Linked DNA regions of Homo sapiens: all the other regions are linked to region 3. Evidence: chromatin loops called from intact Hi-C (ENCODE). Cell type or tissue: PC-9. All regions are shown on one strand. Region 1 holds the start of LOC105373475 (a long non-coding RNA gene). Region 2 holds the start of C1orf115 (chromosome 1 open reading frame 115). Region 3 overlaps MTARC2 (mitochondrial amidoxime reducing component 2). Region 4 has its middle 99 kb from the start of RAB3GAP2. Region 5 overlaps RAB3GAP2 (RAB3 GTPase activating non-catalytic protein subunit 2). Region 6 holds the start of MARK1 (microtubule affinity regulating kinase 1).

Region 1 (5,000 bases), 660 kb before region 3:
TTTGCATTTTTAGTAGAGACGAGGTTTCACCATGTTGGTCAGGCTGGTCTCGAACTCCTGACCTCGTGATTTGCCTGCCTCAGCCTCGCAAAGTGCTGGGATTACAGGTGTGAGCCACTGTGGCTGGCAAGGTGACTACTCTTATTGCCACCTGTTGCTGCAGATTTAGTATTTTCTGGAAGTTTAGAGCATTTTTAGGATTTTCACAGTACTTTTTAATTATGTCTAATTTGGTGTTTTTTTTTTTAAAGTTATAAAGATGCTTCAGACTGCAAAGAATTTGTTGAAAGAGGAGAAATTGGTGCATAGCTATCCGTATGACTGGAGGACCAAGAAACCTGTGGTTATTCGTGCCAGCAAGCAGTGGTTTATAAACATCACGGATATTAAGACTGCAGCCAAGGTATAAAAAGCATCCTGTTTTAACAGGTCGGGCATATCATTCCCTCAGTATAAAGGGGCTGCATGTGAGGTTGAGGTGGGGTTTCAGGAGTAATAGGGATTGCTGCTATTATGATTTAGTTTCATAACATTGTAGAATTTTAGATCTGGAAGGACCTTGGACTTCCATTTTTTCATTATACATGTGTGAGAAATGAGGCATAAAGAGGTTGAGTGATTTGTCCACATCACACTGTTAGTAGATAGACTTTCTTGCCCAGTGTAGTCAAAGTTGCATAGAATTTGGACAGAACTGTGTTACCTAGTTTAACCTCCCACTGCCTCTGTTTCCTCATCTATATAAAGTGGTAATAATGCGTATCTCATGGAGTAAGGAAATTCGAGTTTCCAGAATATGGTCTGATACATAATAAGCAGTCAGTAAAACTTTTTTAAACCCTTTGCTTCCTTAAGATTGAAATTACAATCAATTAAAAAAGTTACTGTTCTGCTTACAAAGGAAGCATATTAAAAAGAAAAACTAACAATATGAAAAATATACAAAGTTGTTGCTTTGGAGCTAACAAATACTTATAATTGGTATTTAAATACTTAATATATATTTGAGCCCTTTCATTTAATATGTATCTTTCTATATGGGTATATATATATATATATATATATGTGTGTGTGTGTGTGTGTGTGTGTGTAAACATCTCTCACAACTTGATTCTATTTAATGAAAGAGCTTAAATATATATGTGTTAACCAGGTTGAATATATAGATATTTTGCTTTACAGTTTGAAAGATACTACTGTATTTAGCTGGTTCATTTATTGGCCTGGCAATTTGGGGTCCTTGCCAAAGCTTTTTATAGCAGTTTATACTTTCTATACTTGTGTAATGTGGACAACTATAATATATAGTGCATTTTGGTTTTTTCTTCATTTAAAGCCTCTCTTCCTTATTTGTCAATGTTAAAATTTGTAAATTGCAGCTCTGCACCGATTTTTGGTTGTAGAACATCTAAGTCTGACGCAATATATTTAAGCCAAGTTTTTTTTTTAACTTTTTTGTAAAGTTAAAAATTGTTCTTTGTAGAAGTAGTGAGAATAGGATAATGTATTGTCGTATTCCCATCACTCAGTTTCAACAATAATCAACTTTTGGTTAATTTTGTTTTTATCTACACCCCTCCGACCACCTACTTTTTTTTTTTTTTTTTTTTTGAGACGGAGTCTCGCTCTGTCGCCCAGGTCGGACTGCGGACTGCAGTGGCGCAATCTCGGCTCACTGCAAGCTCCGCTTCCCGGGTTCACGCCATTCTCCTGCCTCAGCCTCCCGAGTAGCTGGGACTACAGGCGCCCGCCACCGCGCCCGGCTAATTTTTTGTATTTTTAGTAGAGACGGGGTTTCACCTTGTTAGCCAGGATGGTCTCGATCTCCTGACCTCATGATCCACCCGCCTCGGCCTCCCAAAGTGCTGGGATTACAGGCGTGAGCCACCGCGCCCGGCCCGACCACCTACTTTTTACCCCTTAACAATTGGATTATTTTAAAGCAAATTCCAGGCACTATTTCTTCCATATTATATATTGTCCCGGCGATATTTTAGCACATATATTTGAAAGATAAGCTCTTTTTTTTTTTTTTTTTTTTTGAAACAGGGTCTTGCTCTGTCACCCAGGCTGGAGTGCAGTGGTGTGATCTCAGCTCACTGCAACCTCCACCTCCTGGACTCAACCTATCCTCCCACGTCAGCCTCCTGAGTAACTGGGACTACAGGCCTGTGCCACCACATCTGGCTAATTTTTGTATTTTTTCTAGAGATAGGGTTTTGTCAAGTTGCCCCGGTTGGTGTCGAACTCCTGAGCTCAAGCAGTCTGCCTGCTTCGGCCTCTCAGAGTGCTGTAATTACAGGTGTCAGCCAAAGATAAACTCTGTATTTATTTATTTATTTTCTTGAGATGGAGTTTCACTCTTGTTGCCCAGGCTGGAGTGCAGTGATGTGATCTTGGCTCACAGCAGCCTCCACCTCCTGGGTTCAAGCAATTCCCTGCCTAAGCCTTCTGATTAGCTGGAATTATAGGCATGCACCACCATGCCCGGCTAATTTTTTTGTATTTTTGGTAGAGACGGAGTTTCTCCATGTTGGCCAGGCTGGTCTTGAACTCCTGAGCTCGGGTGATCCGCCCTCCTCAGCCTCCCAAAGTGCTGGGATTACAGACGTGAGCCACCATGCTCGGCCAAACTCTTTAAAGCATAATTCCCATGCCATTATCACCACCTTTAAAAAGTAATAGTTATTCCTTAGCAAAATCAAATATCTATTCAATATTCACATTTCTTAGACTTTTAAACCAAGTATGGTATTAATCAAATTGATTTGTAGAGATTTTGCCATTCTGCCAATAGGTGGTGCTACAGAGAGCTTTGTGGGAGGGGACTTCTGGTAGTTACGGTGAGTGAGGAAACCATTTAAACCTTCTTTGAAAATGTAAAAATGCTTTTATTAATGGATAGAAAGATTTTTTAAAATGAAGTTAACATTTTGACCTTTTTGGAGACTATTAGTAAACATTTTTGCTATACAGTTAATCTTTTGCTAGTTGACAAATTAAATCAAATGGTAGCAGTTTTCAACCTTATTTTGGGAATGGAGGAAGGGAGCTTTCTTGAGAGGAAGTAACTGTTAGCCATTTGTCGATAGATATATATATATAGAGAGAGAGAGAGATTTATTTTAGAGACAGGCTCTTGCTCTGTCGCCCAGGTTGGAGTGCACTGCCATGCTCATAGCTCACTGCAACCTTGAACTCTTGGGCTCAAGTGATCCTCCCACCTCAGCCTACCAAAATGCTGGGATTACAGGTTTGAACCACATACTTGGGCTTATTTTGAGAAAGTGTTTTCTGTGTTGTAAACTATATTATGTAAAATTAGGTATATCGCAATCTTTTTTTGGCAGTCTACGATAGTAATTTATTTTTTAAGCATTTTAAAAAATGGTGGAAATCAAGTTTGAATTGATTTTAACTATAGTTTAGTGAAGTATAATAGTTCTATGAAAGCTTTTATTACCAGTTTTGATCTAGGGTTGGTGTAAATTAGAAATTGGTATGAAATCTTTTGTAACATTGTTAAAAAATGCAACAATGCTCCTGATATTATCACTGCTCCCGATATTATTTATTAAGTTCTTCGCGGCTCCATTTTTACTTTGCCTTATTTGCTCTGAAATCTTTTAGTTCTTTAGTTGTTTTTTTGAGGGGAGGGTAAGGGAGGTATGTGAATGGCTACAAACATCCAAAAGAAACAAATGCATTTGGAAAATTGACTGTTCTAGAATACTTGTTCTGCTTTCTCTCACAAGACTTGATTTATGAATTAATTGCAGGAATTGTTAAAAAAGGTGAAATTTATTCCTGGATCAGCACTGAATGGCATGGTTGAAATGATGGACAGGCGGCCATATTGGTGTATATCAAGGCAAAGAGTTTGGGGTGTTCCAATTCCTGTGTTTCATCATAAGACCAAGGATGAATACTTGATCAACAGGTAGAATGCTTTCTAAAATTTTTTAGTGTTTTAAAGTGAAATATTTTTTCTTCAAAAATTGAAAAATAATGTGGATGATTAAGAACCGTTTATATATGTTAAATAAAATATGCTAAAATAGTCTTTTGGGGGACTAAAATATAAGTTCAAAACAATTCTATCATACAGTTAAAATATTAACTAGATTTTCTTAAATATTGATACTTAGAAGTAAAGTCTCTGACTTTTTTTCTATGAGAATTTATTGGGCTGTATTAAGGTATCATGGATCCAAAGATGGACAGTGTTTAGCAGGGGAGCCTGAAATGTATTTTTTCTAAAGGAATGAAGAGAATCACTCTCACATTCTGAGTCTGCTTTCCTTTTCAGTGGAAATGGGATTATGTAATTGTGTAGATACTTAAAATTTAAGAAATTGTAGTTAAATGCACATGATTACACTGATGATTATATTCCCAGTTTTTCCCTTTTTTTTTTTTTGAGTTGGAAAGGTAATAGATGGACATAGTGAACAATTCATAGTAGAAAAGCTTGTACACTGAAAAGTAGGCTTTTTCCTACTCCAGGTATCCAGAACCTTTTTTTGAGGCAGTCATTGTTTACAGCTGTTTCTGAATCTTTCCAGAAAAAATGAATTCTTCTGTCAGCACATACATATGTTTATACAAAAGAGAGTATCTCTATCTTCTGCTCTGTGCCTAGATTTTTTTCACTTTATGTGTTATGATTTATTCCAAATCACTACACATAGATCAGCCTCATTCTTAAGCTTTATTAAAGCATACTTTACATACTATAAAATTCATGGCCAGGTGCGGTGGCTCACGCCTGTAATCCCAGCCCTTTGGGAGGCCGAGGCTGGTGTATCATGAGGTCAGGAGTTCAAGACCAGCCTGGCCAAGATGGTGAAACTCCATCTCTACCGAAAATACAAAAATTAGCCAGGCATGGTGGCGCGGGCCTGTAATCTCAGCTACTCCGAAGGCTCAGGCAGAGAACTGCTTGAACCTGGGAGGCAGAGGTTGCAGTGAGCCAAGATCGTGCCACTGGACTCCAGCCT
Region 2 (5,000 bases), 87 kb before region 3:
ATCACTTGAACCTGGGAGGCGGAGATTGCCGTGAGCCAAGATCGCACCATTGCACTCCAGCCTGGGCAACAAGAGTGAAACTCTGTCTCAAACAAACAAACAAACAAAAAACCCTACAAGACTACCTAAGTTTTCACCGAGGAGCAAGAGACTCATTCTCTGAACAGAATAACTTGTAGAGAGACAAGGGAATGCAACATAAAGACAGTTTCTGATTACATCTCCTTAAATTCTGCTTGTTCACTGGTTATAGAGACTTAATCTGGAGATCAATTTTTAATTGTTCTAGTGTTTTGCCTTTAAAGGCAAACTAAATGTTGTTGTGATATTTGAACAGTATTTTGTACTGACAAAAACACATTTTAGGCCCATGGATGTTCTACCTTCGTCTCTATTTGTATTAGTCCGTTCTTGCACTGCTATAAAGAAATACCTGAGACTCAGTAATTTATAAAGAAAAGAGGGTTAATTTGCTCACAGTTCTGCTGGCTATACAGGAAGCATGATGGCTTCTGCTTCTGGGGAGGCCTCAGGAAACTTACAATCATGGCAGAAAGTAAAGGGGAAACACGCAAACATGGCCAAAGAAGGAAGATGAGAGAGAGAAGGGGGAGGTGCACACCACCCACTTTTAAACGACCAGATCTCGCGATAACTCACTCACTATTACTAGGATAGCACTGAGGGGATGGTGCTAAGTCATTCATGAAGGGCCACCCTCATGATCCAATCACCTCCCACCAGGCCCCACCTCCAACAGTGGGGATTACAATTCAACATGAAATTTGGTGGGGACATAGAACCAAACTATATCACCATTTGATAAGCAGCCTAGGGTTCTTTGAGGTCGGTTTTGTACAAAAAAAAAAGGGACTACAAGGGTCTCTGTTTGTTTATAAAGTAATAGTTGCTTTAGCAAAATTACAAATCTACAAATCTACTTTCTCTTAACCTTTTAAATTCAAATTACATACTGTTTTAAACTATTTACTCACCCGATAAAATTTTACAATTACTGTAAGGAGGCACTTTTACTGTTTAGTTAATTCTCCTAAACATTTCAAGCAACTTTTACAAATTTAATATTTGACTTTCTTTTCAAGTACTTCAATTCTATAACAAAACTCTAAGTAATTCTTATAAATATAGTAAGTTAAATTCATTTTCATACCCATTTCACCTGAAATTGAATTGTACATAAATTTTATATACTATTTTACATATAAAGACTCTATGTTTTTAAGATTAAATATAAGTCATTACTTATTACCTTATTACATAAGTTAAATAAAAGCGTAAATCAATTAGCTGATTACTTTTTTTTTTTTTTTTGAGACAGAGTCTCACTCTGTTGCCCAGGCTGGAGTGCCGTGGCACGATCTCCGCTCACTGCAACCTCTGCCTCTTGGGTTTAAGCGATTCTCCTCCTCAGCCTGCCGAATAGCTGAGACTACAGGAGCACGCCACCATGCCTGGCTAATTTTTGTATTTTTAGTAGAGACAGGGTTTCACTATATTGGCCAGGCTGGTCTCGAACTCCTGACCTCAGGTGATCCACCGCCTTGGTCTCCCAAAGTGTTGGGATTACAGGTGTGAGTCACCGCACCGAGCCACACATTTTCACTTTTTTAGAAATGGGGCCTACGTTGCTCAGAACTCCTAGCCTCAAGGGATCCTCCCACCACAGCCTGTGGAGTTGCTGGGATTACAGGTGAAAGTCACCATGCTGGCTCACATTTTAAGTTGGAATCACAAAACTAATTTCTTTTGCATCCTAGTGAACTAAATTGTCGTAAACATTGTATGTGCTTATACCAACATATACACGTTATTCTTAAATTTAATCACAAACTTTAATGTTAAAATATCAGTGTATCTAACAATCTATGTTATTTTATACCTAAGTATTTTTTTGAGATGGGATCTCACTCTGTCGACCCCTTTGGAGCGCAGTGGCACAATCATAGCTCACTGCAATCTCCACCTTCCAGGATCAAGCGATCTCCCTACCTCACTGGGACTACAGGTAAACTTTTGTATTTGTTTTTCTATTTCTAGAGATGAGGTCTCCCTGTGTTGCCCAGGCTAGTCTCAAACTCCCAGGCCCAAGCGATCCTCCTGAATAGCTGGGATCACAGGTGTGCGCCCCTACGCCTGGCTAATTTTTTTTTTTTTTTCTAGAGATGGAGGTCTCACTATGTTGCCCAGGCTGTTCCCCAACTCCTGGGCTGAAGCTATCCTCCCGGCCTCTCAAAGTGCTGGGATTACAGGCGTGAGCCACTGCTTTCGGCCCTTAATTCTACATTAGCCAGAATTCAAAGGCATTTACCCACTTAAGAAAATAGGGCACTCTCAGCTTGTTGAGATTCACAGTACACTGATAATGCTTATCTCACAGAGAGATATTCCTGAAAATCATGATTTTAAAGACTGCGCCATATGCTGGCATGTCTGCACCAGAATTTCCTTTGCGCCTCCCTGTTGGTTTGCTCCACTTTTTCACTGAGTCAGACCGTTGAACACCGTGGACACACTGTCTTGCGTTTCCGAATATTTCCTAGAATACGGACGTTTCCTAAGACTCACGATAAAGATTTTCTGATCGTCTCTCCAAAACCTTGCCACCAATTTGCACTCCCACGAATCCTGTTACCGTGACTATCTCGCCATGCCCTCCCTAGCACTGAGCGTGATCTCTAGTATCATTTTCCATCGTTGCTAATTTGAACATGAGCAGATGGAGTCCTATTATTTGGGGTCATTAATTTCGTAGCAAGTGCAGTTGAAGGTGTTTTGCATGTTCATTGTGCAGTGCGCGCCGTAGTCTGCACAGTTTGGCCGGCAGGTGGGATGAAGGGCGGGGCTGGCGGAGCGCGCCCGCCGCCTGGTAGGCCAGTTCGGAGCGGAGCCAACGCTATCCCGGGCCCCACGGCCAGGGGGCGCTGCGGCCCCCCCAATCCCCCGCCCCGTCCGGGCTGGGGCGGAGGAGCGGGCGGGGACCAAAGGTTGGTGTCTTTGCGCTCGGACCTTCGCCAGAGGGGCCGGGACATCATGACGGTGGGAGCCAGGCTCCGAAGCAAGGCGGAGAGCAGCCTCCTGCGCCGCGGGCCCCGAGGGCGAGGGCGAACCGAGGGGGACGAGGAGGCGGCCGCCATCCTGGAGCACCTGGAGTACGCGGACGAGGCGGAGGCGGCGGCCGAGAGCGGGACGAGCGCGGCGGACGAGCGGGGCCCGGGGACCCGGGGCGCGCGGAGGGTGCACTTCGCCCTCCTGCCCGAGCGCTACGAGCCACTGGAGGAGCCGGCGCCGAGCGAGCAGCCCAGGAAGAGGTACCGGAGGAAGCTGAAGAAGTACGGCAAGGTAGGGGCCCTGCGCCACCACTGCCCGGGGGGCGCGGGTGTGGTGTCCCGCGGGGGAGCGGGAGCCGGGTCCTTACCATCGACTCACCCAGTTTCTCCGGGCTGCACCTGCGACCCCTCCGCCCCCGCTCCCATTCCCTCGCCGGAGGGAAGCCGCGAGTTGCGAGTCGTGATAGAAACTTAAATCGGGGGTTGCGCTGGGTGGTCCCTGCTGTGCCTGCTATTGCGCTCCTGGCTTCTTAAGAACATTCTCAAGGGGCTCCTACCGCGGTGGTTTTTATGTAAGATCAGGAATCAGTTTCCTGATTACAGATGGGAATACTGAAGCGTTAGCGCGGCAGGTGACTTGGAGAAGGTGGCCCAGTTGGAAAGAAAGAAATTGCAACCCAGTGTATTTGTTTTCCAGTAACATCCCCTCCAGGATATCCCACTAGTTGAGAAATGTTTGGGTTACTCTCCCAAATATTCCCAAGGTTATTTCCCGAGCCTGGGAGCGCAACAAATACATAAATAGGCGCTCGTTGAATTTTTCTCGTCTAGCCAACTATCAGTGTACTCTGGGGCCTTCAAAACATTCTGCCGTTTGTCTCGGGGAGATGGGGTTAGGAAGAATGAATATGGGAGAAAATGACAGTTTCCTTCGCGGAAATCAAAGCGCAGATGCAGTTCCCAGGTGTCTCTGCATGGAAACAGTCGAAGCTGCTGCCGGAAGCTCTGCTGGCCTGGACAAGGCCACCCAGAATAAAGTCACAGAAGTTACTGTGTCCTGGCCAAAGGCCACGGGCCCCATCTGATTTATTGTCTATTTATCTGTGTTGCCCAATGCCGTCTTACACCTGAAGCCATTCAGTCTCCATGCCTGGGAGCTTAGGTTTATCATCCTCTTTAAAGGTATGTCAGCAGCTTCTGGAGCAGAATACAGGCAGGGGTAAAACTATAAAGTTGGGTCTTTCAGGCTTAGAGCCCTGCTAGGACGATTCATCTCTGCTTTGGGTCCCAGTTGAGCACAAAGAAGCCATCATGTCCCTCTCCATTGGTGAACTGATACTGCAGAAACCTCAGCTCAAGGACTAGGACTTGAAGATATTTTGGGGGCACTCATTATGCGTCAGGCATTGTGCTGAGCAGTAGAGATGCGAAAATGAATACAGTGCAGCCCTGCCCTAGAGAAGGGCACAGCCTCCCAGGGAGACACTGACATAGCTGGCTCCCCCCGCCCCCGGGGGGGCTTCAGGGCACAGAGCTCAGGCAGTTCACTCCTCAGCGGTGAGCTTGTAAACTCAGGGAAGTTTTCAAATCACGGTGACATGAAAACTGGGCACAGAAGGATGAGTTAAGATTTCACCAGATAACAGTGAAGTGGTATGAAGTAGGCACACTTCATCCCCACTAGAACGGCTACTCCAAAAAATGTCCAAACAAACCGAATAACAAATGTTGGCGAGAATGTAGAGAAATTGGAACCATTGTACATTGCTGGTGGGAATGTAAAATGGGACAGCTGCTGTGGAAAACAATTTGGGAGTTCCTTAAAAAGTTCAGTGTAGACTTATTCTGTGATCTAGCAGTTCCACTCCTAGGGATGTAACCAAAGAATTGAAAACAGGTACTCAAATCAATGTTTATATACACATTTTAATG
Region 3 (5,000 bases):
TAGGACCACAGGCACACACCACCACACCTGGCTAATTTTTGTAATTTTGGGAGACACGAGGTTATATCATGTTGTCTAGACTGGGAGCACCCTTTTTTAATACCCGAATAATGATTATTGCACATATGTCCCATGTATATTTAGCCAGTCTCCAGGAGGTGACTTGGAGCTTTCTATAATCATGTAGAGTCATTGATATCAAGTCAGAAAAATTGCTATGGATTTAGAAACAGAATAGTCTTATTTACATATTCCCTCGACTTATCACAAAATAGTTTAAAGTTGTTTCTAACAATTGTGCGTACAACACAATATTATAAACACATGAGTAGAAAACCAGGAGCAGTGAAAGTGAGGCGCCAGTCCTGCGACAGAGATTAAGCAGATGAAGGGGCTGGGATGGTGGTGGCAGGAGGCTCAAGGAACAGAATCCCAAAGGCTTGGTGGCCTGGATCTAATTTGAACTGCTGCTCTGATCTGTGGTCTTACAAGTGATGTCTTTCATAGCCCATTGCCACGGCAGGCCATGCAGGCTCTTTCCACCTCACTCTCAGCGGTCTTATACTTCTGTGGTCAGCTGGTATTTAAGAACTCACCTTGGCCTCCATTCTCACCTGACTGTGCACTCTCTCTGGCTATACATAGAGAGATGGACTATATAGGTAGAGATATATATTCTTCACATCTGTATCTACTTCCTCTGTCTGTGTGGATATAGCCATGCAATTGTGTGTCTATATAGACCCGTGTGTGTGCGTGTGTGTGTGTGTGTGTACACACATTCGTATGCATCTACGGAGAGAGAGACAGGAAAAAAGGGAGGGAGACTCTCCATTAGTAGTCAACTTTTAAGTTTCATACATCCAATTTTTTTGCTTGGCAAATGCCTACATGGATCTATGAAGGTTTCAAACAGACAAACACCCTCAGTTGTGTGTTCCACAACACCCACCCGCCCCACCCTTATTTCACTTCTCTCTCTGGGTGCTGCTTGTGATGGAAAACCCTCTAGTCCTAATTTAGTATTTACAAGATGTGCACACGTTCATTCATAGCAAATCCTCAGGATTATTTCCTCAGAGCTGAACCCTTATGTATAGTACTCCCCTTTCTCCTTGCCTTTTCCTCTTCCTTACCTTGCTTCTTTCATCTTGAAAACTCCATAGTTTTATCCCATCACTCTAAGTAAATGTCATTGGGGCCTGGATTTCGGCAGACTGCGGAAAGGTTGATTACCAGCAGGGGGCGCACTAAGCGTCTCGAGCTGATTTTGTGTTTAGGGAAGACCCCGGAATCTTTTTCTCTACCTATTTACTTATTTATTTTTATCTTTCCAACTTTTATTTTAGGTGCAGGGGTACAGGTGCAGGTTTTTTATATAGGTAAATTGTGTGTTGCTGAGGGTTTGGTGTACAGATTATTTTGTCAGGCAGGTAATAAGCATAGTACCCTATAGTGTTTCAATTCTCACCCTCTTCCTACTCTCCACCCTCAAGTAGGCTCCCGTGTCTGTTGTTCCTTTCTTTGTATCCATGTGTATTCAACATTTAGCCTCTACTTATACATTAGAACATGTTGTATTTGGTTTTCTGTTCCTGCAGTAATTCTTTCAGAATAATGGCCTCCAGCTCTATCTATGTTGCTGCAAAGGACATAATCTGTGTTTTTTTATGGCTGCATAGTATTCCATGGTGTATGTATACCACATTTTCTTTATCCAGTCCACTGTTGATAGGCATCTAGGTTGATTCCATGTCTTTGCTGTTGTGAACAGTGCTGTGATGAATATACGCGTGCATGTGTCTTTGTGGTAGAATGATTTATATTCCTTTGGGTATATACCCAGTAATGGGATTGCTAGGTTGAATGATGGTTCTATTTTAAGTTCTTTGAGAAATCTACAGATCGCTTTCCATGGTGGTTGAACCAATTTACATTCCTACCAACAGTATATAAACATTCCCTTTTCTCCACAGCCTCGCCACCTGTTATTTTTTGACTTTTTAGTGATAGCCATTCTGATTGGTGTGAGATGGTAGTTCATTGTGGTTTCGATTTGCATTTCCCTAGTGATCAGTGATATTGAGGATTTTTTCATGTGCTTGTTGGTCGCGTGTATGTCTTCCTTTGAGAAGACACTGGAACTTGCTGAATAGCGTATTTCACTCTTTGTATGTCTAGTAGAATGTAATGGAAATTTTAATTTCATGCATTATTAAATTTATTTTAATAGTATATAATTTATTATTTTAAATAACTGAATTAATAATTGCATTTAAACTTAATTAGCATAGTATTTTTTTTACTGCAAATAATGCTTTACACCAAAATGCTGACAATGATCAGATTAGGTTGAGAATATATATGATTATAGGTGGTGATTAATATTTTAGGAAGTAACTAGAGCCGGCATTTGGGGGTGTTGCGGACGATTCTTACGAATCCAGACAATTTGCTCTTTTAAACGCGGCCTTGCGGTTGTCTAACAGTGAGAATAGATGACTAACTGAATTTGTCAGACTCCCTGCCTTCTGTCATAATAACGACGCAGAATTGCCACCGTTATGTGTCTTGGAAATCTTAAATTCTTTAGCTCTCACACACAAAAAATTGAACGGAAGATACTTGGAGAGCCAGGGTCCATTCAGCACAGCGCGGCTGGGTCGGCTTCCATTCCTGGGTCCGCAGCGCCCTCGTGTGGTAGGTGCCCAGCCTTCCTGGCTGCATCTCAGGCCAGGGTACCCATTGATCCTTACTTCCCAGTACAGTAGCTGCCTTCCTGGGTCACACCCCATCGGAGGTCACGATCTACCAGGAGGTTAGCCACCCGCTGTGGTTGTCTTGTAGTTCTTCGCAATAAGTTACTGGCTAGGAGTGCTTGTAATAAGTCCTGAGTAGGACATGGCGATTCCATTCCTTACACATGTTGTGTACACGCAGTTATCCTCAACTGGTTGGTTGGACCGTGGCGTTTATTTCCACAAAGCAGCAGTTTCCTAAAGGATGGTTTAGAACCCAGTGCATCCATGGAGACCTCCTTACTTTAGTCTCTAGCTGTGGTCATGCCCTGTAGGAGATTTCTGAGTTTTGAAGACCCGGTTAGGTACTGGAGAATCATTTGCATTTGCTGAAGCACCACTATAGGCCCGGGAGGGGGTTGGAGGGGCTGGCTTGCCACTGAAGGAGGACCAGACATGGCCTGGTCATCAGCGGCAGAGGGAGAAAAGTTATGGGGCTAGTCCCTACCCCCTGCCCTGCTCTGCCTCCTGCAGAGACTTCAGACCTCTTATGCCTCCTGCCCAAGCGAAGCAGCCAGGGGAGTAGGAATAGGTTTCTTTAGTTCCTAAGTCAAGACGATTGTTTCTCCGAATTCCTTAGACTCACAGTCTATGTTGTTGATTTATGGAGGCAGTAGTGAGGCCCCGTACCCCAATGCCTCCTACCTTGAGACCTGGACAGAGGATTGCCCTGTGAAATTCAAACCTTAAATCAGTAGGTAGCAGCAGAGACAGGCATGGTGCCTTAAAGATAAAGAATACAGATGGCCTCCCTATTCACGGAGGGGCCTGCAACCTTTATATAGCTCTACATACATCCCCTCCCGTGTGCAGATGCTTCTTGACTTACCATGGGGTTACCTCCCAATAAATGCATCATAAAGTCAAAAAGTTGTAATCTGTCTGGATATATGTATTGGTCTGTTCTCACATTGCAATAAAGAAATACCTGAGACTGGATAATTTATAAAGAAAAGAGGTTTAGGCTGGGTGCGGTGGCTTACACCCTGAAATCCCAGCAGTTTGGGAGGCTGAGTTGAGCGGATCACCTGAGGTTAGGAGTTCAAGACCAGCCTGGCCAACATGGCGAAACCCCATCAGTACTAAAAATACAAAAATTAACCGGGCATGGTGGCACTGCCTGTCATCTCAGCTACTCAGGAGGCTGAGGCATGAGAATTGCTTGAATCTGGGAGGCGGAGATTGCGGCTGCAGTGAGCCGAGATTGCGCCACTGCATTCTAGCTTGGGCAACAGAGTGAGACTCTGTCTCAAAAAAAAAAAAAAAAAAAAAGAAAGAAAGAAAGAAAAGCGGTTCATGGTTCTGCAGTCTGTACAGGATGCATAGCGGCTTCTGCTTCTGGGGAGGCCTCCCGAAGCTTCCAATCATGGTGGAAGGCAAAGGGGGTCCAGCTTCCTACATGGCAGAAGCGGAAGCAAGAGAGCGAAGGGGAAGTGCCAGACACTTTTAAGCAACCGGATCTCGCAAGAACTCACCCACTATCATGAGAACAGCACCAAGGTGGTGGTGCTAAACCATTCATGAAAGATCCACCCCCATGATTGAATTCTGTCCCGCCAGGTCCCACCTCCAACAGTAGGGATGACAATCCGATATGAGATTTGGTGGGGACACAGATCCAAACCATATCATGTTATACGTGTATATGTAATATTGAAGGAGTTAAGATCACATGAACCCAAAATATGCCGCTCCAGCATGTTGACTTTTTTGAGTTAAGAACACTTGAAAAACAGAGGTGCAAGAAGATCACTCTGCCCTTCCGTTTCTTAAAAGCAGGAGATGAAATTCCTGTGTAAAAGATGTCTCCCAATACCAGAAGGAAAGTGTCATGCTTATCATCAAGGACAAAAAGTTGAGGCTGAGGGAAATCTGTACAAACCCTGTCAAGCCAATCCTCATCTTCCCTGTCCCTCTCTACCTAGTTAAGTACCCTAGTCCTGCCACATCTTTGCCCAATTCTGCATATAATGTAAGTGTTCAACTCTAATTGCATCTTCATTTTGTCATGAAGGTTCCAGTGCCACGTAAAAGTTATATTAAATAAATATGTATGCATTTCTCCTGTTGATCTATCTTACGTCAATTTAATTACTAGGCCCAGCCAAAAAACCCTAAGAGGGTAGAGGTGATTTTTGCCTCCCTACAATATAATCCATATAACCACCTTATATATGTATATGTATGTGTGTGTGTATAAAA
Region 4 (5,000 bases), 400 kb before region 3:
CTTCTGTTATGAATGGCAAATACATAGCACATCTGCCATCCTTCCCCTCTCCTTCATCCATCACAGATTTTGGTAATCAGCCTCAGCACTCTTTCCAATTCAGCCTGGACACTGTCTCAGATACTTCCGTAACACTGTGCTCCAGGTAGCCTTGCCCCGTCAACTGGAATTGTTATGCATGTTGAAACCTATTTGCTATCCTGGGCTATACCATTTGCCTCCAAAAAGTAGGCCTATCCTTACTGTGTTAGTATTGTTTTGGATATAACTTGTTTAGTATTTTCATAACTTCTAGCTTAATCTAGAAGGCTTTATGCATCCTGGTATTGTTCTGTCAGGACTATGCCTCTCTTTCATGTAGGTAATGGTTAAGAGCACGGGCTCTGGAGTCAGACGGTCTAGCTTCAAATCCAGATTTGGGAAATCTACCAATTGTATGACCTTGGCCAATTAACCTTGTGAACCTCAGTATTCTCATTTGTAAAATGGGTGTAATAAGAGTACCTACTAAATATAGTTGCCTTAAGGATTGAATGTGGAAATGTTTATACAGAGTTTAGCACGGTATCAGGTATACATTAAGAATTTAATGCAGCAAATATCAACTAAACACACACACACACAAATTACTTGTCCCAGCCCCACTTAAATCATCATTGAGATTGTTTGGGATTACATTATTAGAATCATATTTAAATTACTCTGAAAACTTTCACCTTCTATTAACCATGATCCCCTTTAGAACTTCCGGGCTTAGTATTTTCCTTATGTTGTCTCTGAGAGCCTGACTTCCGTTCTCCCTGCTAGGCTATCCCCAGGCGTTTCCTTCCTTGATTCATGAACTCTAAGATGACTAGATCACCAGGTCGGCCCCAAGTATTATCTGCTGTATCAGCAATTTGGCCATGTTTGAGTCCAAATAGTGATTCCTCTCTTCACTCTTTCTGCCTTCTCATTGAAGCCACCCTAAAAATAGAGAGCAGTTCCCTCAGGGCAGATAGATTTGTGCAATGTATGTGTAATGCAAACCAAATGTTAGGATCAGGCCCAGCCACTCTGGAGCCCATTTGTCAAAAACAAGCAAGACTTGAGGCACTTTCTCTAAAGCACAGTAGCCAAATCTTCCACATGGAGTCAGTTTAAGCTGAGCCAGTGGCAAGTGCTAGGAAACTGCATTATCCCAGGCTGGCTAGCTCTGTCTCTCCCTAGGTTATTTTCAGAGGTCCTGGCACTTCCAATTAAGGGGTCATTGCGAGTGCACTCACTGAGTGCATGTGAAAGGGATCATATTCCCAAGATGAGGCTGGGAGAAGGTATTAGTCAGCAGCTGTGAAAGCGGCTAGCAGGCTCACAGGGCCGGGAGCACACATTACTGTAGGATTGATCATGCCACCTACACTCTCACCTCACACCCTCTCAACACACCCACACCAGGCTCTCTTTTTTTGTCTCTGATTCTAAGAAAGGCTCAGGATTAAAGGAACACAAGCTGATTAACCAGAATCCTGGTCATTCCAGGTCCTGGGAGAGGGAGTGACAAGGTTTACTCAGAATGGCATGACATGGGCAAAGATACAGGGAAGACCAGGTCCCAGATATCAGAAACAGGACCCAGAGTGGGCACTGGTCTTTGGAAGTGAGGCAGAATTTTAGGTCCCGAGGTTGGACAAGTGGCGAGTGTGAGTGTGATTGGTTCTGACTCTTGATTAGGCAGAGATACTTTAAATCTCTCCTACTCCAGCATAGGCTCTGCAGATGGAGATAAGCCTGGGCCAGGTAAGAATCAAAAGTCCCCTGCTATGGGAATAAGAGGGGACCCCAGACTAGGAACTGGGCTGGACCTCAACTATGGCACCCTGGCCTATACCAATTCATTTTGCTATGTCTTGTTTGTGTCAGCCCCAGTGACTCTTCGAGGGCAAGGGACATTCTTAATGTTGGCTGACAGGCACCTGTCACTCTATCCCTCTCCACCTCTCCAGGTTACACTGCTGTGATTAAAAGTAGTGTGAGGCCAGGGAGTCTGAGGATTCAGGTGAATTTAACAAAGTCAGGCAGGTAGTTACCTGAGGTGACAGACAAATATGCTGAGAATCCAGGACTCGAAAAACTGAAAAGATAAGACAGATGGGGTAGGTAGAATGTGGCAAGTCCAAGGAGAATAGCAAGGCTCAGTGGTCTTAGCTATGTCTGTAAGGTTACAGTGGCCCGGAGGCTCAGGGTTCCACAGGTAGAGGGGTCTGAGGCAGTGGTCCCAGAGAGCAGGAATACAAGCAAGCCCTGATCGCAGGCAGGATGCAGTGCTCTTCTTTCATGCTCCCTTACGATTAACCACAAGGTGGTGTAGGTGGCCCTGAGTGTAGGTGGGTGTAGGTTGCCCTGGGTCCTTGGGTAAGAAATTGCCAGAAACCTGTGGGTGCACCCTGCTTCTGAAGGAATAAAGACAGAGGTTCCAGTATAGCTGGAAGGTCTCCTACAGTCAGTGTGTGACTGTTGTTGGACTAGATACAGAAGTCCTCTTGGCCATGGAACATTTTGTTTGCCCAGGCGCCAAACTAGTATATGACAGTGGATCAGTCACCTGGGGGCCCAGGGGCTTTGTTCATATTTGTAAGAGGTTGATGGAGAGGCCCTGAAGTGGTAACACAGGCTGGAGACTCTATGGACTTTGGGATTTCATCAGAAGGATCATGGGATATGGAAAGCACTAAGGAGTATCTGTGCAAAGCTTTGAACTCTCCTTTCACTGTCTTTATGTCAAGCATCACTGTTATTTAGGAGCTTTGAGATCCCCATATAAGAGTCTTTTGTCAAGTTAAAAGTTAGAAGAATAGTAATAAACACTGCTTTTGGGGAAAGTTGTGGCAATTTGAAGAGCTGCTGATAAAATAGTTGTCATCTTTCCGTTCTCTGAGCCCTATGTATTAACTGGCTACTTCAGGAAAATTTGCACCAAGTATGGAAGACAGCAATCTGAACATCAACTTCTACAATTTAAAACTTTCTGGAACTTTCTTTTCCTATCCATTTGTTGTTTAGCTAACATTGTTGGTTAGTTCCTTATACATATTTACCAGAAATAAAAGGGATCCAGAAACTTCTGAGAGGGATTATAAAGCAGGTCTGCTATCTCTCCTCTCTCCTGTAAGTTGAGAATCAGCTGAGATTTCCCAGAGGAAAATTAATTCCATTTTTGATGCTTCTGAGCAGCCATAATGCTGGAAGTGTGAGTGTGTTCATCTGAGACGAGGTCAAGCCTTGCCCCTTCTCATTTGCCCTCCTTTAATTCTTCAGCGGAGCCCAGGATTTCAGGTTCTGGCTGACAACAAGTACCCCTACTCTCCCATGCCTTGCCTCTGCTTTGAGCAAATAAACCTAAGCCGAGCTCTGCCCCGACCAAGCTTCCCCATCGGTGGCCACTTTTTCTCACCAATTTCATTTGTATAACCCCTGGCTCTCCGGAGCATGGTATTGTGCATGGGGCTAGTGATGCTTGTAGACCAAGGCTGAGCTGCTTTTGTTATTTACATTCAACTGAACAACCACTTAACAATAATTCATCTCTGGGTTTAGTGAAACGATTAAAATGGGGTCATTGTCCTCATGGAGCTCATGACCTGACCCCTGTTGATAGCATCTGTGGCTCTGGCCACAGGAAGGTGCATAATGGTGCTATCCCTGGGCTGCCACTGGATGTGTTCTGTGACCTCCTTTGCTGGCACTCCTGGAGTCAGAGGTACCATGTGTAACTTTCTGTCAACACAGCCTCACCCATGAGAACACTAACACCACCTGACCTTGCGGTTACTTTGTTCCAGGCTTTCTCCTCCTTCTTCTAGGGTTCGAGCTTTCTCAATCTTTATCCAGGGCCTCAGCTCTTGAATAGCCCCTGTGGGAAGCTCCTTTCTGTGTTAGCAGGCAGCTCACTTTCTCTTGGAATATGTTGGCAGAAGAAGGGTTTAGCAAGTAGGAGGGAACCCTCGTCATGTTACTACATTTCTGTGTCCATGATGTGACTTGAAATATTAATCCAATTTGTTGTGCAGGAACCCTGGATAGCAACTCCTAATCTTGCCTGAATTTCAGTAAAATGTGGGGGAACCCAGTGATCCCATATAGATTGATGGCAAAGAGCTTATCAGGTAATTTCCTAATATCCAGGCACTGGCCCATTGTCACTTAGCATCTAATCTGTTCCTTGCTCCCAGGATTCAAGGAAATATTCCTGATGATATCTCTATTTTCTCTTCCTCCAGATGGGCAGTCCTCTTCAAAAAGCTCATAAGCAGTTCTGGCTCACAGGTGTCTTAAAATTGTAGCATTGCCGAGTTAGCAAAGAGTTAGAAACATTTATATGCCTATCTATAGGAACATCCTTGTCTTAGTCCATTTTGTACTGCTATTACAGAATGCCACAGACAGGGTAATTTATTATGAACAGAAATATATTGGCTTATGGTTCTGGAGGCTGGAAAGTTCAAGATCAAGGGGCCAGTATCTGGAGAGGGCTTCTCTTGCTACATCATCCCATGGTGAAAGGGCAAGAGAGGGCAAGAGAAAGATTGAGAAGAGGGCCAAATTTATTTTTTATAAGGAAACTACTCCAGCAATAGCAACATTAAATTCATTCATAAGAGCAAAGCCCTCATGAACTAATCATGTTTTAAAGGTTCCACCCCTTTATACTTTTACAATGGTGATTGAGTTTTCAACACAAGCTTTTTGGGGTACAGATTCAAACCATTGCAATGGTTAAATTCAAAACAACCTATAAAATGATATGCAGCGATTTCAAAGAGTGAAGTAGATCTATAGACACTGATGTGGAAAGACATTATGGTTATGTTGTTAAAAGTAAACAAAGTTTTATAACAGTTTATAGTATGATCCCATTTTGAGAAAGTTCTGTATATCAAACTGTAATTCAAATATACATCAAACTCTATAATGCAGTGATTATTTCTGTAAGAGAGATGAGTTTACTGGAGACAAGCATTCTG
Region 5 (5,000 bases), 560 kb before region 3:
ATATGGGTTACAGGGAATCTTTAGAAATACCCCAAAATGAGCCTGAAACCTCTGGGACAGTCATGCAATTATTTTTCTTTTGCAATGGGATATTAGGAAACAAACAGATTTGGAACTTTTTTCTCAAGCAAAATAAGCTAAGGAGGCTGCACCATCTCCCGAAAGATAGGGAGAACATAACATTGGCAAAATCTCATTTTATTAAAGCTCTACTTTTCTTAAGGAATTCTGTATCTAGCTTGTTGTTTTTAATGTTTGTTTTTCTACAGATAAATTAGAAAATTATCCCCCAAAGATAAAAGTTATGAAGGTAAAACTTAGTTGTAATTAAATTTTTCCCTGGTTCCACAACTTCTGCTGTAGGATAGTCTTTGTTTACCCAACACATCACTCCTCATGATGGCTTGCTGTAAGCTGAGGACAACATTACCCGATGGTTTCCTCCAACAACTGAGACTCCAATTATACCAACTGTGAGGCACAGGACCTTCTAAGTGATTAGAGATCCACTTTCAGGTAGGAGCTTAGAAGAGGACAGCTTATATAGGAATATTATTTAGGCATTGCTTTTGATAAGAAATTAGGAGGGTCCAAAACTCTTTGATTGGTCTCTGACTCTTATCCTAAAATCTCCATCTCAATGCAATAAAAAAGAATCAATATAATGCTTCAGGAAAGGAATACAGCCCTTATTTGGGCATGTTCTCAAAAAAATTTGTTTTAATAATTGAGCATCTATACAAATAGATTCCTTCCTCTTATCACACTTCCAAAACTATGTTTAATCAGTAAATCCTAAAAATATTATAAAAGTTGCTTTTCTTTTTTTTTTCAATAAAGAATATTGTTCCTATGTTTCTGTCCCATGTTTTCAAAATAATGCCACTAACAAGGATTAGATCTGATGTTTATGTGCACAGAAAAGACAAAGAGTCAAAGATGGAAGACATTTAGAGGCCAACTGGTCCAAATTCTAATTTTATAATAAAGAAAATGGAGTCTCGGAGAGGTTAAGGGATGTGCTCCAGCCATAGAATTAGTGTCAGAGCCCAAACTAAAATCTAGGCTTCCTAATTCCTAATTCAGGTGGTCTTTCCACTCTATCACCCTGCTCATCTCTGTGGGTAGCTGTACTAGCTCTTTGGAAGCTTGTCTTTACTTGAGATTTGACTCTAATCTCATATTCAGTGAAAACCCTTTTCTCCAAAAGAACTACTGTATTGTCACTTTATTCCGGCCTAATCTTTCTGTAGTTCTTTGAGTCGATTTACAGCTACAAGATGACCACTGTATTTGAATATGTGAGCCAGAGTATTCTTGAGGTATTTCTTCAAGAACTCCTTTAAAAATACTTTCCCTCTCCTTTCTGTTTTTCCATCAGAAGTTCCAGTTCCTCTGGCAAACCCATCCTATCCTGACTCCTAACCTTCTTTCAAACTTACTGCAATTAAAAGTCTTACTACTCCCTGCTACCTGTTTATTCTGTGACTGCATTTCTCCCACACTAGATGAGACGCCCTCTGTTGGCAAAGCCTATGGCTTATATTATTTTTCACCTCCACATGTAGCACAGTCCACTAATAGAATATAGGAGTAAATAACAGCATTCCCTATCTCTTAAATAATATATTATCTATTCTTACACCTGAAACTGTATAACAATGAACAATCAACCTAAAGCTAGTATATTCAGTCCTTAGTAATGTTTTTTCTTAAGTAATACTAAGATTTAATAGTTCAAGATTCTGGCTGACATATTCATGGTAAGTACAAGTTAAAGAGATATAAGAACAGAATACCACTGTATCATAGTCTTCTTAGTTGGGCCTAAAACTCGGTGTCAGATTATGATCAAGCTGCTGCTACCCCAACAAATGGACTATAAGTGATCTCAGAAGCAAACATGAATTTTGTCCCAAAAGGACTACCCATGACAAAAGCATTGGAAATAGATGTCACTTGCTTGGAAGCAAATTCAGAAAAATGATTCCATAATCAATTATGATATCCCTAACCTGCTTAGCCATCTTATACATGTACATTTTTATTTACATGAAACTTGAGAATAAAACTTGATGTGGATTTTTATTCCGGTTTCATCCACTGAAGACGGGGGAATAAAGAAGCAAAAAGCCAAAATCTTCCATCATTCTTTACTGCAGTTTATTTTCTATGTCCTTTCTACTTCTCCAACTTTCTCTGTTACTGTGGTACTAAAAATATATCCTCCCAGTTTGCCATGGTAAAGTTGGATATGTACAACTGAGCATTACATATTATAAAAATAGGTTAGAAAATACGATAATATTATTATATCATCATTAGAGTTTGAAGTGCCATAAAATTCTAGATCTAAACTTTTAGTTGTGCTTCTCAAGAATGATGCTAACTTGTCACATCATTCTGAGCAAACTATCGCAAGGACAGAAAACCAAACACTGCACATTCTCACTCATAGATGGGAATTGAACAATGAGAACACTTGGACACAGGGTGGGGAACATCACACACCAGGGCCTGTCGTGGGGTGTGGAGTCAGGGGAGGGATAGCATTAGGAGATATATCTAATGTAAATGACGAGTTAATGGGTGCAGCACACCAAAATGGCACATGTATACATATGTAACAAACCTGCACGTTGTGCACATGTACCCTAGAACTTAAAGTATAATTTAAAAAAAAAAAAGAACGATGCTAACTTGTCACAAAATGCAATGGTGTTGTGCTCTTAATACAAGCTCCACAAGCTCTTTGGATCCACAACCACACGGGGGAGCAGCTGTATACCTATTCCAACTGCAAGCTCCTGGTCACATGTAATTCTAAAGTAACTTCTTTGTGACTAAGGCACAGTATTCAACATATCAGATTCAATACAAGGACAAAAAGCCTCTAATGACAATAACCCAAACCAAATAATATCCTTAAAATTATAAAGAGGTAAAAATGTATTGTTTTAAGCTTAGCTATAATATTTTGCCCCCAGCCAGAGTAAATTTTACCATATTATGAAGCAAATTCAAAACAGAAAACTGCTGGAGGTGTGGATGGGAGAAATCCTCAGGTAAATCAAATTTCTTTTAATAAATCTACAAATTAAGAAACTGTAGTACTAAGTGCAAGACAATGTAAGCAAAGATCCTAGAACTGCTTGTCTGTACAGATCAACAATCTCCTTCTTACACATGTCATAATCCTCTTGAAGCCAACTGACAGGATGATTCAATCTTAACAGAAACAGAAGGAACTACAGGGATCATTTGAGTGAAATTCCTCCTTTTCCAGAAAAGAAATCAAGCTCTAAAAAGAATAAGTGGATTTTCACTAACCATGCCAATACTATAGATAATACATTTAAAGCAACATACATTCACACAGTCCCTGGACAATTTACAGAGGAACTCTGGTCCTTCACTTCTAAAATCAGGGGTCTGAGGAAGAATGAGGAAATGGCCTGTGGGTCAGAATCCATGAGAAAGACTAGACCCTCGATGTTCTCATATCTCTCTCTCTCTGCTTTAATGTATCCTGTACAACACTGCCACAGTATTGCTCCAGAAGGGCTGCAGAAATACAAACCAAGAATAAAGAGTGTGAGTCCATCTGAAGTGACTCCAGTGCCAGATTTTTCAGGGAAGTCTCAAGTCTAAGCACAAATAACTTGATGAAAATATTGGTATAGTGGAGATTAGGAAATGCCCTCTCTAGGCTGGATCACAATGAGCTAGTATTAGGTTTTACAACAAAATATGATTTCCAGCGCCAGTTCCAGAAAGCTCAGGCAAGAAATAGGGCTGTAAACAACAATGCTCTGGGAAGCCTAATAGAGCATCAGCACACATTCAGTGGCTGACAAGATGCAAGCTCATCATTTTGTTTTGTGTCATAAGGGCATTTGCCTACTAATTAGCGTTTTGGAAAACTTCCCCAATAATGGGGCCCACAGTCTCTAACACTGCCCCTTTGAAGCTAGTGATCCAAAAATAATATCATTTGACAAGGTAATTTCCCAAGCCACGCCTGAAATGTAAAACAAAAAAAGCACCTCACTGCTTAAAGGTGCTCCACCAGGGACCTTGGGTTTTCCACCAAAACTTGCCTCCCCCACCCTGTTACTAAAGTTGACACTGAATTTGCCTGCAGTCTCCCCCATCATCGTCGTTGTGGTGGCTGCGCTAAGCTCCATGGCTCTGAGAGCCAGCCCGTCCCTTCCCTGCCACTGTGAAGTGGGTGTTCAGAGAGTCTCGCTCCTGGAACGCAGGTGAGTGGAGTCCCCGAAGATCCGCACAAAATAGCCCAGCCAGTTCCAGCAATTATGAAAAAGTCCAGGCTCTCAGACCGCTGACCCTGATAAGTAGAAGTCCTTGGTGCCACCTGGTATTCCAGTGGCTCAGTCCATGTGCATCATCACGAGTAGGATCCAGCTTGCTGCTGAAAAGGCCTCTGTCCCGTTTGTGGATAAGACAGTGCAGCCCAACCATGGGACAGCTTTAGGAGGCAAAAGCTGAAGATGGATTTTTTGTACCTGGCTGATATGGTTTGGCTGTGTCCCCACTCAAATTTCATTTTGAATTGTAATTCCCACAATTCCCACGTGTTGTGGGAAGAAGCCGGTGGGAGGTAACTGAATTATGGAGGTGGGTCTCTCCTGCCCTGTTCTGATAGTGAATGAGTCTCACAAGTTCCGATGGTTTTAAAAAGGGGAGTTTCCCTGCACAAGCTCTCTTCTCTTGTCTGTCGCCATGTGAGACATGGCTTTCACCTTCCACCATGATTGTGAGGCCTCCCCAGCCACGTGGAAGTGTAAGTCCAATAAACCTCTTTCTTTTGTAAATTGCCCAGTCTCAGGTATGTCTTTATCAGCAGCATGAAAATGGACTAACACACTGGCCTACGTGGAGAGAGCACCCTGGCTTCTTCTGAGGGCTGCTGCTGGGCTAGGTGCACCATTACCACTTGAGTATCTTGAAAATAGCTGGCAGTTTTCAGTTATTATACC
Region 6 (5,000 bases), 250 kb before region 3:
ATTCAAGCAACATGTCAAGAGCTCAGTAGTCACATGTAACTGGTACTGGACCCGGTAGTTCTAAAAAATTCTACTCCATAGGGCTGACGGTAGGCAATGCTCTTTTCCCACTTTTCACTGTAGGTTTAGCACCTTTTAGATCTTTATTTCCCTTTTGTTTTGTCAGTACTTCAATTTTCTTCCAAAACTTTCATTACCCTAACACATTAAGTTAGGAACCTGTGAATTGAACATGCCACATTTGGTTAATAACCCAAAAAAAAATTACTCAAAGCCTTAAAATATTCCCTTTGTCATTTCTCCATAGTCACAGACACAGAAGCTATATATAGTAACACAAAAAAATTTTGCTCATGAGCATTTTCATTTCTAAGGACTAGGGTTAAACAGTATTGACTCCATCACAATAATGCCTCATGTCATTTTTTTTTCCTCTCCCATGTTTAAGGATCTACTAATGCCATTTTAAGGGGAGAAGAGCTCATATAGGGACAGACAGTATTTCCTTTTGAAAAACATAGTGACTTTTTTTTTAACCTGGGCAAAGTGCATTTTCACTTAGTTTTCACTACATACCAAGCTTAAAATTGTTAGGTATTAATAAGGATTATTTGAATGGCATTTTCTTTTGGATAGAATTGTTCTATCCAAAAAAACAATTTGGCTAGCTAGAATTATGGATTCGAGCTACCTAGTAATGACTCTCTTTGAATGTAGTTTCACTGTTAGAAGTGTTCTTGGGGATTGACTTAAACAATAAATATCCCTTCCTATTATTATGTGATATTCCGTAAATTTCAATATGTGAAATAGTGAGCATTGTGTAGCAAATATAGCTAAGGGATTTGTCCATGGCTTTTAACAGACACTTTAAAATCTGTGGAAGCCACTGTGCCAGAATCTGGGGCTCTCCTTTAAGCTCTGTCTCGAATTAGCCATTATATCTTATGGGGTGAACCTATGGTTTTTGTGACTGGTGCAAGATTGAACAGCACCACATATTTCAGTTATCTTCTTCTGTATCTTATTAACCTGGTGCATCTGTGATCTTGAACAAGTTAACTTAGTGGAATTTTGTAAAATGGAAATAAATATGCCTGTCAGGGTCACCACGATTATAAAGATAGAAAAATATGTGAGTATACTTTAAAGAGCAAAATACATACTACCAGCTGAAGGAATGATTCATATTCCAATGGGGCTGAACGCCTTTTCACAGCTACTTGTTTATTGCTAGGTTAACTCAGGTACTATTGCAACACTAGGTACCCTTGTGTGGCTGCAGCAGTCAGTGATGCCGCTGACACTGTGATGGCAGCCCCTACAGGCAGCCGTCGCAATAGTTAACCAGAAAATAACCAGAAAAATACAGGATTATGCCCTTGCAACTTCAATGTATCTTGGTGATTCAGGATTTTCTGCAGAGGGCACGTAAATGCTTGACATTCTCAGTAACACATCATAGTTCAGGAGGCAGCATTGCAGTTCCGCTGCCTAAATTCTGTTTGAGAAGTGGTGATGACCACCAAAGGGATCTTGTTTTTTTTTTTTTTTTCATTTGCTTTGTGAAATTGGTAAGTGGTTACAAGAGAAAATGCTAAAGAAATAAGTACACAGATGGTGTTCTAGAAGTGAATATAGACTGGGTGAGAATTGCTTCTTTCCTCAAAGGATTTTTGTGTTTGCTATTTTCAGGTCTTTTGGACCCATGCTTCAAGGGTCAAGTGTTAACTTTTCAGAAACAACCTTTAATGAGTCAGGATAAAAACCATCTGGTTCAGGGATTCTTCTTTCAAATGGAGGAAATTCAGAAGAGACGAGAAATTTCCCACCATTATAAGAATTCCACTGGAGGCATACTGAAGCAGCTCAGAAAATCAATGTATCCGCTCCTATCTTTCATTCCTTTTGTCTTCCTGCCCATCCATGAAAGGAAGTGAAAAAGAAATGTTGCAAAGAAGAATAGAGAGACGATAAGGTTTTCGTTCTACAGGCTGAATGTGCAAAATGTAAGCTCTCAAATGAGATTAAAAAAAAATGCAGCCTTGCTTATAAAAGGCGAATGGGTCCTGGACAATGCACTACAGACGCGGGTGCCTACAGGATGTCTTGAGGCAGGTGGGTGGAAGTGTGAGGAAGCCACCTGGAAGAGGGAGGACAGGGCCCAAATCAGACACAGCTCTCCATCCTCCCTAAACAGGCTCGCCTAAGTGACACTTCCTTGTGTCCCAGGAAGTGACGATCAGCCAGTGTAGATGTTGTGACTCGCGGGTCTCACCCACTCCGAGGGTGCTGCAGGGCGCCCAGAGCGAGACGTCTTCCGCCGGCCCCATTCCCGAAGAGGCCGCGCCGTCGGGGGCTGAGACCCACTTGTACTGAGTCTCCAGCCGCCTCCCTAGGCTGCTGGCGCTTCTAGGGGCTTCTGTGCTTTTTGCCAAACTCTGAGGGTGACCCTGAACCTAACGGCTCCCTAGAGAAGGAGACTGACAGAGGGCTCAGGCGAGGATAGGGATTGAGAAAGCGTGGAAACGGGGGAGGAGGAGTAGAATTTAAGAATGGTAAAAGTCCCGAGGTAGGAGAAAAGGAGGGGTAGGATCCAGGGTAGGATTGAATCCAATTCTTCTCCAATGAAACGGACAAACAAACAAACAAACAAACAAAAACAGAAAGAAAGAAAAAGAAAAAAAAAAGCCACTGATTCACATCAGCTCTCTCTCACCCTCAACCCGGCAAAAACCAAACACGAATAAAAATAAAACCACCAGAGGCTCTTAGACGACCGTAAACTCTGCGGGTGGGGCACGAAACAAAAATAAACACAGGGACAGGCGGGCAAGAGAGCGCGGGAGGAGGAGGAGGAGAAAAAGGAGGAGGAGGAGGAGGAGGAGGCGGCCCCGCATCCCTAATGAGGGAATGAATGGAGAGGCCCCCTCGGCTGGCGCCCGCCCACCCGGCGGCGGCCGCCAAGTGCCTCTGGGCGCTGCGTGCCGCGCCCGCTGCTCCGCGCGCAGCCGGCTCGGGCCGCTCCTCCTGACTGAGGCGCGGCGGCGGCGGTGGCTGTGACCGCGCGGACCGAGCCGAGACATTCGCGCCGGGGGATCGGGCGCCGCCGCCGCTGGGCCCCGGGCGCGTGGATGCGGCTGGGTCGGGCGGCGCCGTACACCTGAGGCGGAGAACGGGGCGCGGCGCGGGTGACGCTGTCAGGGCCGCGGTTCCTGACGCCCAGGCGCTCGCCAGGACGAGCCAGGCAGTGATTTGAGGCACCGGCTTCACCTTCACCCATGGTCCGGAGAGCCTAGCGGGGCTCGCCACCGCCTCCCGGCTCCCCTTCCACGCCTCATCCTGCCAGCCTCGCCGCCCCGCCAGCGCCGGGCAACCGCCTCGCCCGAAGCCCTCCCTCGTTACTGTCCGCATACCCCGGCGGCGCCGCCGCGGGAAGCGGCTCCCCCTCCTCTTCCTCCGCGTCCTCTTCCCTCTTTCCCCCGCCGGGGCCGCTTGTTGCACCGCCCCGCGGCCTGCGGGAGCCGCTCGCCCCGGCCTTGTGCTCGCGTCCGCACCCCTTTCCTGTCGCCCCCCGGGGCCCGCACCACAGCCCGGCCGGCGAGACCCCGGCCAGACCCCGCTGCCCGCACAAAATGTCGGCCCGGACGCCATTGCCGACGGTGAACGAGCGGGACACGGAAAATGTGAGTAACCGGAGCCTCCCTCGGGAGCAGTGGGGGCGAGACCCTCCTCTGATCCCCACTTCACCCGCGCTTGGGCCGTCCCCCGTGCCTCGGCGCGGCCACCCGCGGCAGGGTCTCCACCTGGAGCCCGGCGTGACCCTCACCCACTGCTCAGCCCTATTCTTCATTCCAACCCCATTTCGCTTGTTTCCCCTCAAGGGTGAGGGTAGGGAACCGTAAGTGGCGCCCTCTCGCTCGGAGGTGGTCCTCCAGGGGCGGATGGGGTGATGGAGGGCAGAGAAGCAGAATGGGATGGCAGAGTGGGCAGTCAGGATTGCTTTATTTCTACCTCTGCATTCTGTGCCCCCACCCGAATGAATGCTTGCTTTACAATAGCAGACGAGCCGGCTACCTCTCACACTCTTGCTTTTCTGGATCTTTCAATCCTTTGCACTCTCCCCTCCTCCCCCCGCATTGCCCCATGACTTTGCTTTTTGTAACATTGTGTCCACATTTTGGGTCATGGGCACCAAAGCGAGAAGGATGGGAATGGAAGTGGAGATGTGTGCGTGTTTGTGTATGAGTTTATACTGCTGTGACACTCTTAGTAGGGATGAGTAGAAGAATTTCACGAACAGCATCTATGGCCCTGGGGTTACAGCAAAATGTTGAAAAGCCACATGAAGCCAAGGGCTTTTTAATCTCTTCCTTAAGTCAGTGATAATGATGCAGGGCAGGTTTTACTTTAAATATCTCTCCTCCTTGGAGTGTCACAAGGTGCACATCTTTAAAGGAGGGATTTTCTGTGTCTTTGATCAGATTGCCCTCTGGAGCTGTTATCAAGATGCAGATGTGCCGGGCTTTTAAACTCTTGAAAAACGAAAAGAACAAGATCCCTTGTATTTCCACCTTCTGAAAAGTACAGTTGTGTGTGTGTGTGCAAGTTCCTTTGTGGGAAGGTTTTCTTGTTTTTGTTTTTGTTTAAAACACTCAAGACCTGTAAATAGGGCTTGGCTGATTTTCCGACTGATTTTAAGGACCTAGAGGGGTACTAAGTTTTGGTCAGCTGTCCAGAGCTCTCTGTCTAGTTATCTCATCAGCCGTCCAGCTTTTGATATACCACTGACTTCATGGGGTTGGTAAAATAAAATAACGAAGCGCTTTGGTGTTCTTAGACAAAAGGCATGAGAGAAAGGATACAAGCTCACTTCTGAGTTGTTGGAGGGGTATAAACAGATGATTTCATCTTAGGAGGGAAGCACAGAAATTTAATATAACTATACAAAGAGAGAAGAAATTCTACTAAGAGACCATTGTTAGAGGACCTGTGAAGAT

Evidence for each region. A loop is a pair of places that touch in the nucleus more often than their neighbours do. Peaks named below come from ENCODE experiments on the same cell type or tissue, not always from the same donor. Only the 100,000 strongest peaks of a DNase experiment are listed, where the experiment ranks them.
Region 1: it touches region 3 in a loop (26-fold over the local background); 6 of 110 quality-filtered maps call a loop at or near these places.
Region 2: it touches region 3 in a loop (8-fold over the local background); 92 of 110 quality-filtered maps call a loop at or near these places.
Region 4: a loop joins it to region 3, with 2.6 times the contacts of the local background. A loop is called at or near these places in 3 of 110 quality-filtered maps.
Region 5: a loop joins it to region 3, with 16 times the contacts of the local background. A loop is called at or near these places in 22 of 110 quality-filtered maps.
Region 6: a loop joins it to region 3, with 4 times the contacts of the local background. A loop is called at or near these places in 8 of 110 quality-filtered maps.

Annotation. Positions count from the first base shown.
Region 1 is chr1:220,110,535-220,115,534 of GRCh38, forward strand. IARS2 (isoleucyl-tRNA synthetase 2, mitochondrial) reads left to right here. Exons shown (of 23, transcript NM_018060.4): 11 at 252-403; 12 at 3,780-3,940. It overlaps LOC105373475 (a long non-coding RNA gene), which reads right to left and starts at 2,058. Exons shown (of 2, transcript XR_922613.3): 1 at 1,907-2,058; 2 at 1,043-1,586. RefSeq lists an enhancer at 4,139-4,308. In PC-9, CTCF peaks have their summits at 2,805 (motif pointing right) and 3,004; no DNase peak of the experiment used is centred here.
Region 2 is chr1:220,687,352-220,692,351 of GRCh38, forward strand. C1orf115 (chromosome 1 open reading frame 115) reads left to right here and starts at 3,012. Exons shown (of 2, transcript NM_024709.5): 1 at 3,012-3,360. The coding sequence starts at 3,052. RefSeq lists a silencer at 2,843-3,082. In PC-9, CTCF peaks have their summits at 2,974 and 3,177; a DNase peak (open chromatin) is centred at 2,930; H3K4me3 peaks cover 1,153 bases.
Region 3 is chr1:220,774,199-220,779,198 of GRCh38, forward strand. The region is part of intron 4 of MTARC2 (mitochondrial amidoxime reducing component 2); the gene reads left to right. Among named protein-coding and RNA genes, the nearest start is that of MTARC1, 10 kb to the right of the region's middle. RefSeq lists a silencer at 1,161-1,315. In PC-9, CTCF peaks have their summits at 1,263 (motif pointing right), 1,476, 2,696 (motif pointing left) and 2,900; no DNase peak of the experiment used is centred here.
Region 4 is chr1:220,369,236-220,374,235 of GRCh38, forward strand. No RefSeq gene overlaps it. Among named protein-coding and RNA genes, the nearest start is that of RAB3GAP2, 99 kb to the left of the region's middle. In PC-9, a CTCF peak has its summit at 2,327 (motif pointing right); DNase peaks (open chromatin) are centred at 966 and 1,336; H3K4me3 peaks cover 469 bases; H3K27ac peaks cover 2,923 bases.
Region 5 is chr1:220,216,066-220,221,065 of GRCh38, forward strand. The region is part of intron 2 of RAB3GAP2 (RAB3 GTPase activating non-catalytic protein subunit 2); the gene reads right to left. Among named protein-coding and RNA genes, the nearest start is that of SNORA36B, 18 kb to the left of the region's middle. RefSeq lists a silencer at 3,806-3,885 and enhancers at 4,036-4,085, 4,446-4,515. In PC-9, CTCF peaks have their summits at 1,562 (motif pointing left) and 2,752; no DNase peak of the experiment used is centred here; H3K27ac peaks cover 844 bases.
Region 6 is chr1:220,525,188-220,530,187 of GRCh38, forward strand. It overlaps MARK1 (microtubule affinity regulating kinase 1), which reads left to right and starts at 2,949. Exons shown (of 18, transcript NM_018650.5): 1 at 2,949-3,686. The coding sequence starts at 3,636. RefSeq lists a silencer at 3,013-3,312. In PC-9, no CTCF peak of the experiment used is centred here; no DNase peak of the experiment used is centred here; H3K4me3 peaks cover 2,791 bases.